2 separate regions of the Homo sapiens genome follow, and region 2 is linked to region 1. A link is an interaction called in ENCODE POLR2A ChIA-PET data of the cell type or tissue named here. Cell type or tissue: CD4-positive, alpha-beta T cell. All regions are shown on one strand. Links, peaks and the distances in the headings refer to the core of each region. The heading gives the core; the rest is flanking DNA.

Region 1 (8,409 bases), core at 2,623-6,622:
CAAAATGAATAAAGCCTTTTTACTTGTGGGTGCAATCGATTTTTTTTCTTTCTCCTTTCTTTCAAGTGTCGTGAGTCGTCTTGATTGTATATTGGAAATAACTGTGTAACAAATCGTATTATAAATATTTCAATTAATTTTACTCTGAATTTGTTTATTAAAAGACTTTTGAACATGAAATGATTAGTATTACTTGAATGCATCCAGAGGATATTTAAACCAAAATGAAAAACCAGAAGGCCATTTGGTGTCCCCCCTCCCAGGTGTCCCCTTGTAGCATATGCATTATGTCATCTGAATTGAGGCCTTTCTGTGAACAGCATCATAACTTCTATCATGGAAAGTGTACTATATATAATGTTTGTGTCATGTATATGCCTAAATTTTAATTATCTATAAATAAAACATCTGACATAAAAGTGTAGGCTGAGCTTTCTTAACCAGTACAACCAAAAAATCAATTAGTTCTTGATATAGCAGTAGTAAAGATTTCAGCCAAGTTGAGATTATTTTTTTGTTAAACCAAACTCAAGTCACAAAGAAGTGATTAGGAGAATGGAAGATTCCACGGGACCAGCTGGTGGCAGGGGCTGAAGGGCTCTGGAGCCTTCAGAGTTTCCTCCGACTTCCTCCCCAGCCCCATCTGTCTGCACAGCCTTGGCTTCTGCTTTCATTGGCCTGGGCTGAGAGTCTTCCGTCCAGGCAGCCATGGTACACGGTTTGGGCTGCTTGTGTATGGCACGCACTCTGCAAAGGGTAGAACTGAGAACAGGCTAGGAAAACTGGCTGGCAGGTCTAACGCATTAGAGCTTGAGCTGAAGACTATCAGATTGAGGCAAAACTATGTATTTCACGTTGGGAGACAGTTTATTCAGGGACACGATGTTTAGCACTGGCACAGAAGATCCAAAGAGGGAAAGTTTTATTTTTTTTCTGGGAACCTTTCCAGAACTGAATTGGTAAATGCCAGGATTAGTCTATTTTCAGCTTAGCTCAAAACGTCCATAAGCTGTGTGGTATTATTTTTGTTAATATCACCAACCCTTTTGTTGTCAGCTTTTGCGGCATAACAGAATTGCCCCTGAAGTCAGTGAGAAGCAGCGTTTCTCACTCGCGCGCCTGGCTGGGCCGGCCTCTGCTGAGTGGCTCTGGGCCCGCGGTTAGGAGGTGTCAGGCTTCACATCTCTCTTCTCGCTTTGGGCGTGTGTATCACGGTGGTGACACAGGTGTAAGAGGGCCCAGAGCTGCACTGTCCCCTCCACCCACTTTCCATTGGCCAACCCCCAAATCAGGCTGGCAAATGCCTTCTGCCTCTAGAATGTGGGTTCTCAAAGTCCTGGCTGAGGACCCCTGGAGTTCCTGAGGCCCTTTCAGGGTGTCCATGAGAGCCTCTATCTCCTACTACGTCTCTCTGTGAGGCCAGATTTTCTTCAGCTCCTTCCACCAAAACTTCACAATGTGGGGATGCACAGACAGAAATGAGAATTCACCTGTCTTCTGTGAAAGGAAAGAAAATCTCCACCCGCAAGCCCACTAGGCCAGAAGAAAAGCGTGAGCTTGGAAACGGTCACACGGGAAACTGCCTTTTCATTGTGTGCCTGAACAGGTATCTCCCCAGGTGGCCTCCCGGACCCAGACTATGTAAAGTCACAGCTCATCGCTCCGTAAGGGATAGAGACTAGAAATTGTCTGTACGCCCATTCCCAGACTAATGCATATTTGACTTCTTCCTCGACTCTAGGTTGACTTTATCTGATGTAAAGTGCAGATTTACTGAGCGTGAGCCGAATGTATAATTGACTCTTCCTCTGCCCCCTGCGATTCAGCGAGCACTCATCAAAACCTCACAAGGGTGTGCCCCACTTCTCTCACTTTTCCTACCCTCCCTCCTTTTTATTCTTTCCTCCTTCCCCTCCTGCCTTTTTCCCCTTTAAATATTGAAATCCTCAAAGCTCTTTGGAAGAAGCCCCGGACACAGAGCCTACTGTGGCTTGTCTCTTTCCCTGGCACGTCCTCAGCTGTGGCAAAATCAACCTCTAAGTGGATTGAGGCCTGTCTCACTTTTTTTTTGAGACAGAGTCTCGCTCTGTCGCCCAGGCTGGGGTGCCGTGGCGCGATCTCTGCTCACTGCAAGCTCCACCTCCCAGGTTCACGCCATTCCCCTGCCTCAGCCTCCCGAGTAGCTGGGACTACAGGCACCCGCCACTACGCCCAGCTAAATTTTGTATTTTTAGTAGAAATGGGGTTTCACTGTGTTAGCCAGGATGGTTTCGATCTCCTGACCTCGTGATTTGCCTGCCTCAGCCTCCCAAAGTGCTGGGATTACAGGCGTGAGCCACTGCGCTGGGCCACTTTTTTTGGTTTACACTTCCATTAAGCCAGACAGTTAAAGAGGCTAATAAAAGTATTAATGCCATTGTCACTAATTTGTTTTCGTTTTGGAAAACGATTTTTCAAAATTGTGTCCATGTTAACAAGTCATGGGTTTGTTTTTATTCTAAACGTATTCAATATTTTAAATTTTTTCAGTTGTAATTTCCAATGTGATAGGTAAAACCCAGACGAAAATGATTGAGGATTGAGAGCTTTCGTATAAGAGTCCTGAGGGGGAAGCTAATGTGCCAGAAGAGGCCGGCCGCAGACACCAAGGCGGGACCCCCATGCAGCTGCCCTGCGGGGGCTGTGTCTCTGCTTTCTGCAGTTAGAAGCAATGGCGTAAGTGTTATGGTTTTTTTGTTTGTTTGTTTGTTTGAGACGAAGTCTCACTCTGTCGCCCAGGCTGGAGTGCTGTGGCGCCATCTCGGCTCACTGCAAGCTCCGCCTCCGGGGTTCTCGCCATTCTCCTGCCTCAGCCTCCCGAGTAGCTGGGACTACAGGCGCCCGCCACCACGCCCGGCTAATTTTTTTTTTTTTTTTTTTTTGTATTTTTAGTAGAGACGGGGTTTCACCGTGTTAGCCAAGATGGTCTCCATCTCCTGACCTCGTGATCCGCCCGCCTCTGCCTCCCGAAGTGCTGGGATTACAGGCGTAAGCCACCGCACCCGGCCTTTTTTTTTTTTTTTTTCTTTTTTTCTTTTTTTAACTAAAAGCATACTAGAGGGCACTTCATTCCCACAAAAAAAAAAAAAGTGATTTTTGTAGCCACAGCTTCTTCATGTTTGGACAGGAGGACTCTCTCGGACAGTTCCATGTCACCTTCAGTTTAACTTTTTACTCTCATCCAACTTCCAAAGCCTGAAGTTATATAGTTCACTTTGACAGACAAATGTGTGCAGCCGAGACCATTAAACTGTAGAAAAGACAGACGACCCATCTGTGCTAGGAGTGGAAACTTGTCACATTGACAATTGTTTGGAAGCTCACCAGCATTGTGAATTGTGGATTAATTGTGGTTTCCTGCCTGTTTGCTTTTCTGCTGATAGAATCGGTGACAGTGGCTGTGCCCTTATGATGTGCATGAAACTGCAGTCTGCTTAGAGTTAGGAGAGCTTTACATGGTGCCCGACACCGTGGGCACCCTTAGCGTCTCCGACAGGAACTTCTGGTGGTGTCCGAATACGGCCCCCCGCGTTGTCCCCAGGGGCGGACTGCCTCCCCTCCAGGACTTTCTCCTGAGCCGGTGGGCCATGCCTTCTCCCCGCCTGTCGGGCATATCTTTGTGCACAGCCCGTGCGGCCTGGCCTGGCTCTGCGTCCCACGCTGCCGGTCCATCTTTCCCCCCAAATGCAGCTCCACAAGCGAGGCGGGATCGGCGCCAGTGCCCAGCCCGGGATAGCCCGGGGCAGGCGGCCACCCACCAGCAGGCCCTGGCGCGGAGGCATGCGGGGTGGGCTGAGCGCGGGGCCCCTGCGCGGAGGCTTATCCACGACCTCAGAAGGGGCTTCCGGCGCTGCTGTCGCTGGAAGGCATTTTGTGCTGGGCCCTGGCTGGCCCGGGGCTGGCCCCTGCGGCTGCCCGGGCTGTTGGAGGAGGGAGAGGTGGCGGCCTGGCCGGCGCGCACTTGCTGTTTCCATTCTCAGCGGACCCGCGCTGGGGTGGCCGCCGGCGGCAGCGGTCTTTCGGGCTCACCCTCAGGTTTAACCAGAAATCCGGGAGTAGCTGAGAGAGCTTCGGAGCTCCGTGCACTGTGCGCTGTCCTGACTTGCCAAAAAAGAAAGCAGAAAAACACCCAAAGCACGTTCGAGAAGAGAAGGGGGAAATCTGGGGTCTGCCCTTCCTTTAGAAAAGCCGAGGTTCAGGGTGAGAGCCCCTCTGAGCGGTCCTTGGTTGAGCTAGCGGAGCGGGGAGGCTCCCGGCGCCCCTGCGATGAGACCCCACCCTCACGCCGGCTGCGCCCCGGGACCTCCGCGAGGATTCGTCCGGCGGGCGCGCGAGCGAGCGGGGTCTCTTCGGGTTTCAAGCGGCCCCGGGGCCGGCGCCTCGTGACCCTGCCGGACTCTCCCTCCCCGCGCGGCAGCGAAGCGCATCACCGAGGCTGGGGCCGGGCTCACCGTGGGGCCAGAGCCCGCTCCCAGCAGGATCTCGGCGAAGACCAGCCCCCGCACGCCAGCCCGCCGGGTGGAAGCCCGGGGCACCAGGACAGGCCCGGAGGCGGCCGCGGGGCCCGGTACTGCCTGCGAGGAAGTCGCCTCTGCCCGGCCACGCCGCTCCTCCCGCAGCGGTGCTCCCGGGGTTGCGACCACAAACCTCGGCGCTCTCGGGGTGATGCCTGCTCCGCCACCAGGGCCCCCGCGCGCACAGCCCCCTCCCTGCGCTCGCTGTTGCCGGCAGCCGTGGAGGTTCAGGCATTTGGCGTGGCCGTGGTCGTGGGGAAATTCCCCGCGTGCGCCCGGTGCCCCCACCCTGCTGTGCGCTCCCCGCTCCTCATGCCAGGCGGGGCCGGAGGCCGGGGCCCGGAGGGTGGAGAGACCCTTGGGGACAACGAGGTCTCAGAGCACAAACGCTCAGCACTGCGGGTGACACCCCGGGTCCCAGCCCGGGAGCCCGCGGGTGGAGCCGCTCAGCCTTGCTCCTGGCTTGGCCCAGTCTGGCAACACTGCCTTGGGTACAGCCTCCTCCTGGGTGAGGGAGTGAGAGGCAGAACCCCCACCACACGCATGCTCCCCGCACCCCAGACGCGCACACACACCCACACACATGCATACACACACACCCCCAACACATGCACACACGCGCGCGCACACACACACCCCACACGCACACACACCCCCGACACATGCACACACACACCCCACACACACATGCACACACACCCACACACGCACACACACCACCCCAGACACATACATACACACACCCCACACACATGCGCACACACACACCCGAGGCACGTACACACACCCCTACAAACCTCACACACGTGAACACACCCCACAGAACTCCCCACACACATGCACACACACATACACTTCTCACACCCCACATGCACACACACCCCAGACACACATGCACACACACATCACAGACATGCACACACACACCCACACCCCACACATGCACACACACTCCACATCCCAGACACATGCACACACACCCCACATCCCAAACACATATGCACACACACCCCACACCCCAGACACACATGCACACACACCACACACATGCACACCCCCCACACCCGACACATGCACACACACCCCACACACCACACATGCACACACACCCCACACACCACACATGCACACACCACACACATGCACACACACACCCCAGACACACATGCACACACACCCGACGCACCACACACCCCCACACCACACACACACCACACACATCCTCACACCATACACACACCACACCCCCACACCACACACACCCCCACAGCACACGTACATACACACAACCTACACACATGCACACACACCCCACACCCCGGACACACATGCACACACACCCCACACACGCACACACACCCCACACATGCGCGCACACACCCCACCACACACACCCCCACATCCCACACACATGCACACACCCCAAACACCCCAGACACACATGCACACACACACCCCACACCACACACACACCGCACCATACACACACCACACCCACACACCCACATCACACACCCCCACACCACACACACACCCACACCACACCCCCACACCACACACACTACACACATGCACCCCCACACCCACACATGCACACACATGCGCACATAACCCACACACTCCAGACACACATGCACACACCCCCCATACACCCCCCCACACACATACCCCACACACACCAGACACATGCACACACCCCACATAAACACCAGACACACATGCGCACACCCCACACACACCACACACGCACACACACCCCACACACCAGACACACATGCACACACCCCACACACACCAGACATACATGCACACACCCCACTCAAACACCAGACACACACATGCACACACACCCCACACACACCAGGCACACGCATGCGCACACACTCCCATACCCCACACATGCACACACCCCACACAGATGAACACACACCCACCACACACATGTACACACACACCCATGCGTACACCCTCCCCCCACACCCCAGACACAAATACACCAAAACACACCCACACACCCACACGTACACCAACCCCAAACACACGTACACCCTATACACATACACATATACCCCCCACACACATACATCCCTTACATACAGCCCGTCACACACACCCCCCACAGACATACACACCTCCTAAACACATAAATCTTGGCCCCTTCACATACACTCACCCTCACACACACCGTCTTCCCTACCCTCTCCCCACCCCATCCCCCTCCCCATGCTGCCTGCAGCTGGGCAGGTGGGCAGGATGCGGAAGGAGAGCGCTGGGCCTCTGAAAAATTGGAACAAGGAAGGCCCCTGACAGGCCTGCCCTGGGTGGCCTGGACAGGAGGGTCGGGGCCTGAGGACATTCCTTGTCACTGCCAGGGACATGCCATGATGGCTCACCATGTCAGGAAGGGCCAGGCCCACTGGCAGCCAGTCTGGCGAGTGAGTCCTACTCAGGGTCCTCCAGGCCGAATCGCGCAGACCTCACTCCTCCCCGATAGTCAAGATAGTCAACACTTCAAACAGGGAATCGCTCAGGGCTACAGTGAGCTATGACCATGCCCCTCCCTGCAGCCTGGGCTGCACAGAGGGACCCCGTTTCTAAAACAAGAAAATACAAAAGATCGTTTTAAAAAGGTCTTCGAATGGGTCCATTCTGCATGGAGGCCAGCTCCACAGGGTGGGAGGCTTTTGTCTGCAGGACCTCCTGGGCCTCATGTCTCATGGGATCCAAATGCAAATGGAAACACACACGCACAGAGATACCAACTACTCAACATCCAGAAGCAATAGCAGGCACCTTCGTCCCTCAAGCTGCAGACTCCCGTGTCCAGCTTCGCTCCCCGCTGGAGCACCAGCTCTCAGGACCCCACTTTCTTCCCACCCCCACGGGCCTGGCCTCCCCATTCTCCTGCCACCCAGGGCCGCCCCTCCGCATGGAGCCTTCAGCTCAGGATGACCCGGGACTTGGGCCAGCCCCTCCCAGTCACAGGACCCACCCTCTTCAGGATGAAGTTTATAATCGTTTTTATTCCTGAGTCAGTCCTGGAGTTTTTGCCCATCCCACTCACTTTTCAAAATTGATTTTTTCCCCACAGACAAATGAGACTTTCTATTTTCCTCTAATTCATTAAAAGAAAGACATTATCGATCAGATGGTACAGAGAAGTCCCATATACACCCACCCCACACATGTAGCTTGCCCCAGTGCACATGCTGCCCACCAGATTGGCCCATGGGTTACACCAACACACCAGCATTATCCAGAGGCCTCGGGTTACATCGAGGCTCACTCGGGCAGTGCCTTCTGTGGGTTTGCACGAATGTTTAATGCCCTGTATCCGCCTTACAGTATCATACAGACTAGGGCCGCTGCCCTGAAATCCCCTCCAGCTAGTCATCCCTCCGCTCCCCACTAGCTCCTGACAGCCACCAATGTTTTTACTGTCTCCATAGTTTTACCTTTCTAGAAAGTCATCTAGTTGGAATCAGGCAGTATGCAGCCTTTTCCGATTGGCTTGTTTTACTTAGTAATCTGCATTTAAGGTTCTTCTGTGTCTTTTCATGGCTTGATAACTCATTTCTTTTTAGCTCTGAATAATAAATATTCCATTGTCTGAATGTACCCTAGTTTGTTTATTCATTCACCTCCTGAAAGGCATCTTGGTTGTTTCCAAGTTTTGGCAATGACAGATAAAACTGCTATAAACACCCGTGTGCAGATTTTGGGTGAACATAAGTTTTCAAATCATTTAGGTAAATACCAAGGAACATTGGTTGCTGCATCATATTCTAAGAGTGTTTAGTTTTGTAAGAAACGGCCCAACTGTCTTCCAAAGTGGCTGTACCATCTTGCGGTCCCA
Region 2 (4,000 bases), core at 1-4,000, 770 kb before region 1:
ACTCCAAGCTGTCAGCCTCTCCTGGGGAACTGGATGGGGGCGGGGACTGACTCCAGGCTGGGGTCTCACCAACTTCCCAGGCAGCAGGAATACTGGAAGAGTCTATCCCAGGCCTCATTTATTTTGCTGTGAAGGCATTCACCTTATGCATGTGCCTTAGAAATAGGCCTTCCCAGGCATGTTGGGATGAGATCGTTCTCATAGGTGTGGAGGCAGCAAGAGAGAGGACATGGGAAGAACGAGCCTCACCTTGTGAGTTCCAGATGCCTTCAAGTCACAGACACATGCTTCCTCTGGCAGGAGGCGCTGGGGAAAGGGTGGAGTCTTTTGAGTTGTCTGAAGCTCATTCTAATTATTGGTCCCCCCCAACCCGACTGTTACTGAGCGACACCTTTTCAGAGGTGCTGGAGGTGTCAGTTCAACCACTGCAATAGGACCACTCAGGATCAAGTTTTCTTTTCTTTTTTTTTTTTGATGGAGTCTCCCTCTGTCACCCAGGCTGGAGTGCAGTGGCACGATCTCAGCTCACTGCAAGCTCCGCCTCCCAAGTTCACGCCATTCTCCTGCCTCAGCTTCCCGAGTAGCTGGGACTACAGGCACCCGCCACCACACCTGGCTAATTTTATGTATTTTTTTTTAGTAGAGACAGGGTTTCACCGTGTTAGCCAGGATGGTCTCGATCTCCTGACCTCGTGATCCTCCTGCTTCGGCCTCCCAAAGTGCTGGGATTACAGGTGTGAGCCACCATGCCAGGCCAGGATCAAGTTTTCAATTGAGAATCTGTCGCTATTTTAATCCTGTACATAACCACAGGGTTGTATTATGCTTGGGAATATTTTGTGCATTTAGGAGACCAAGTCAGAAATTTTATGTAAAGACACATGCAGGCCAGGCGCAGTGGCTCATACCTGTAATCCCAGCACTTTGGGAGGCCGAGGCAGGTGGATCACAAGGTCAGGAGATTGAGACCATCCTGGCTAACAGAGTGAAACCCCGTGTCTACTAAAAATAGAAAAAGAAATTAGCCGGACGTGGTGGCGGACACCTGTAGTCCCAGCTACTCAGGAGGCTGAGGCAGGAGAACGGTGTGAACCTGGGAGGTGGAGCTTGCAGCGAGCCGAGATGGTGCCACTGCACTCCAGCCTGGGCGACAGAGTGAGACTCCGTCTCAAAAAATAATAACAATAATAAAAATAAAGACACGTGCTAACTACTACTCGGCTCAGGAGAGTCCAGGTTGTGCCATATGTCATCAATTTTAAGACACTCTATGTTTTACATTTTAGCACCTGCTGAATTGTGTCCACACACACACACACACACACACACAAATCAAAGTCCTAACCCTCCAGTAGCTGTGAATGTGGCCTTGTTTGCAGAGAAGGTCTTTGTAGATGATTGAGTGAAGTTGAGGTCATGAGAGTGGGTTCTCATGCAATCTGCCTGGCATGCTTATAAAAAGGAGAAATTTGAACACACAGAGACAGTTGCACGAAGAAAAAACAGAGTGGACACATGCAGGGAGAATGCTGTCTACCAGCCAAAGAACTTCTGCAGCTACCGGAAACCAGGAGAGGGGCCTGGAGCAGAGTCTCCCCGCAGGCCTCAGAAGGAACCAACCCTGTCTGCACCTTGATCTCAGGTTTCCAGCCTCCAGGACTGTGAGATAATAAACATGTGCTGTTCAAGCCCGCAGTTCACAGTACTTTGTTCTGGCAGCCCCAGAAAACCAGACAACATCTCTGAAACGAAGGCACCAGCACCACCTGGCAGCCGACATCAGTGTTGCCTGCCCCATCCTGTGGGCACCCTCTGCCAGCTTTTCTTCCAGGCCTGTACCTCCACTCTCCTTGGATAATTACCCCTCACACGACTGCAGTGGCTCCACCCTCACCAGCAGAACGCTGGCATTTCCTGGGAGTATACAGCTCCTTTGCCCCCAGGCCTGGAATGGGAGGAGGAACATGGAAGCCTTCTTACCCTGAGGTGGGACAAGCGCTGAGCAGTCACTGACTCCGGAGCTCCCCAGGGGATCAAGCAAGGCTGGGAATCGCACCTTCCTCAGTCTCTTCTACCATCTGTCCTGCTTCTCTAGGGAGTTACTTGCACTGGGATGTTTATCTCTGGTTCTGCTTCTAGGGCACCAGACAGACCCAAGAACCTTGGTAAGGAAGTGGCCTGTGAGGCTGACTCTGAGGCTGGGATTCTAGAGACAGGTGACTCGCCAGGCAGAGGGCAGGAAGGCCTGAGTCCCAGCAGTGAGTGGAGGGCCGAGACTCCAGCACGCTCCCCTGGCTGCAGCTCTGCCAAGCTGGAAGCCAAGTGGAAGGGCATGCCCTGAATGGGGCAATATTTCTGATGATTGAAGCCAGGAGGGAGGTGAGAGAACAGCATAGGCTCAGGTTGATTGACAACCCACTGAAGGCACATGGCTGCATGTGAACTCCTACAGCTGGAGGAGGAGACCTGGCCCAGGTCATGTGAAGAGAAGCAGGACTTCAGCGATGGCCAGATACACGGCCTCAGCACTCTCCCATGCCAGTCAGGACTCTGATAGGGAAGAAGTGGAGCCTCCTTTCGGGGGGGCCCTGAAAGACAGTGGAGAAATAGAATCCTCCCATGGGCAGAGCCTCAGGCAGAGCGCCTGGTCAGTCACTTTGAATGGAGTGAGGAATGGCCCAAGATTAGCTATATTTATGGGCAATAGCAAATAGCTTGGCTGCTTAGTCAGGGTCTAAGGAATAAGGCTGGACATTTTTGACAAGGTGGCCACATGTGGACGGACCCCTGGGAGTGAGCACCACGTAAAAGGTCGTGATATTGCACATCAATGCCCACCAGAGAAGAAACATGAAACCACCAACCAGGCAGGCAAGAGGACTCATCGGGTCAATGTCTACCAATGCCTCCCCCTCAGGCAGCCCAAGGCTTGCACAAGGGGCCTGTGAAGAGTGGCCATGGTGGCAGAGAAGGAGGCTATGGATGTCCCAACAGCATGGACTTCCTCCCACCAAAGCTGAGCCAGGACTATCACTGCAGAATGTCCGATCTGTCAGCATCACAGACCGTGCTGAGCCCCTGTCAGCCACCACCCCTCAAAACCACCAACCAGCCTGCTTAGTCCATGTGGGGTGCTGTAACAAGCTATCATAAACTGAGTGGTTTCTAAACAAGAGAAATGTATTTCTCACAGTTCTGGAGGCTGGGAAGTCCAAGGCCAAGGTGCTGGCACATCCAGTGCCTGGTGAGTTCTTGATTTCTATTCATAGATGGCGCCTTCTAGCCATCCCCTCACATGTTAGAGAGGCAAGCCAGCTCTCTGAGGCCTCTGTTGTAAGGACACGAATCCCATTCATGAGGCCTCCACCATCAAGACCTAATCAAGTCCTGAATGCCCAACCTCATAAACACCATCATATTGGGAATTAGGTTTCAACATGCAAACTTTTTGGAGACACAAACGTTCAGACCATAGCACACTCAATGGCAAAACAATTACACGAGACCTCTTCAGCTTTGAAAATTACAATTCACCCTGATTGGGGTCGCCATATATTCCAGAAATAGATTTGCATTTTTTGCCAGGACCACTAGTTAAGGATTTACCAACGTGGGATCCTCGGACCCATGACTGCCTTTCTGGCAAGGGCAGCGTAGCAATGGGAACGTGGCCATAAGGTCCACACCCATGCTCCCGCCAGATTCCACACCAGCCAGAAGTTTCTGGCCTGATGGAGCGTAGGCTTAGCCTTCTGAAGTGACAGGCTGGCTGTGTCTGTATCCAAATTTCTTTTTTTACATAAGGACATCAGTCATTGGCTTAGAGCCCATCTAAATGACCTTATTTTAACTTGATCGCCACTGTAAAGACCCTATCTCTGAGATACTGGGAGTTAAGACTTCAACATAAGAATATTTATAGGGACAAAACTTAACCTGTAACATGGAGGGAGTTGTTCAATATATCATTTATAGCCTCAGGACCAACTGCAGCCACAGG

The links. ChIA-PET counts read pairs that join two places held together with the same protein. Peaks named below come from ENCODE experiments on the same cell type or tissue, not always from the same donor. Only the 100,000 strongest peaks of a DNase experiment are listed, where the experiment ranks them.
Region 2: POLR2A ChIA-PET joins it to region 1 with 7 read pairs; 1 of 35 experiments calls an interaction of 5 or more read pairs at or near these places.

Annotation. Positions count from the first base shown.
Region 1 is chr15:28,103,050-28,111,458 of GRCh38, reverse strand. It overlaps HERC2 (HECT and RLD domain containing E3 ubiquitin protein ligase 2), which reads left to right. Exons shown (of 93, transcript NM_004667.6): 93 at 1-419. Among named protein-coding and RNA genes, the nearest start is that of OCA2, 7.9 kb to the right of the region's middle. RefSeq lists enhancers at 3,134-3,694, 3,695-4,256. In CD4-positive, alpha-beta T cell, for the core only: no CTCF peak of the experiment used is centred there; DNase peaks (open chromatin) are centred at 3,451, 3,988 and 4,738; H3K4me3 peaks cover 1,512 bases; H3K27me3 peaks cover 1,345 bases.
Region 2 is chr15:28,871,690-28,875,689 of GRCh38, reverse strand. No RefSeq gene overlaps it. Among named protein-coding and RNA genes, the nearest start is that of APBA2, 12 kb to the left of the region's middle. RefSeq lists an enhancer at 1-473. In CD4-positive, alpha-beta T cell, for the core only: CTCF peaks have their summits at 1,590 and 1,791; a DNase peak (open chromatin) is centred at 1,759.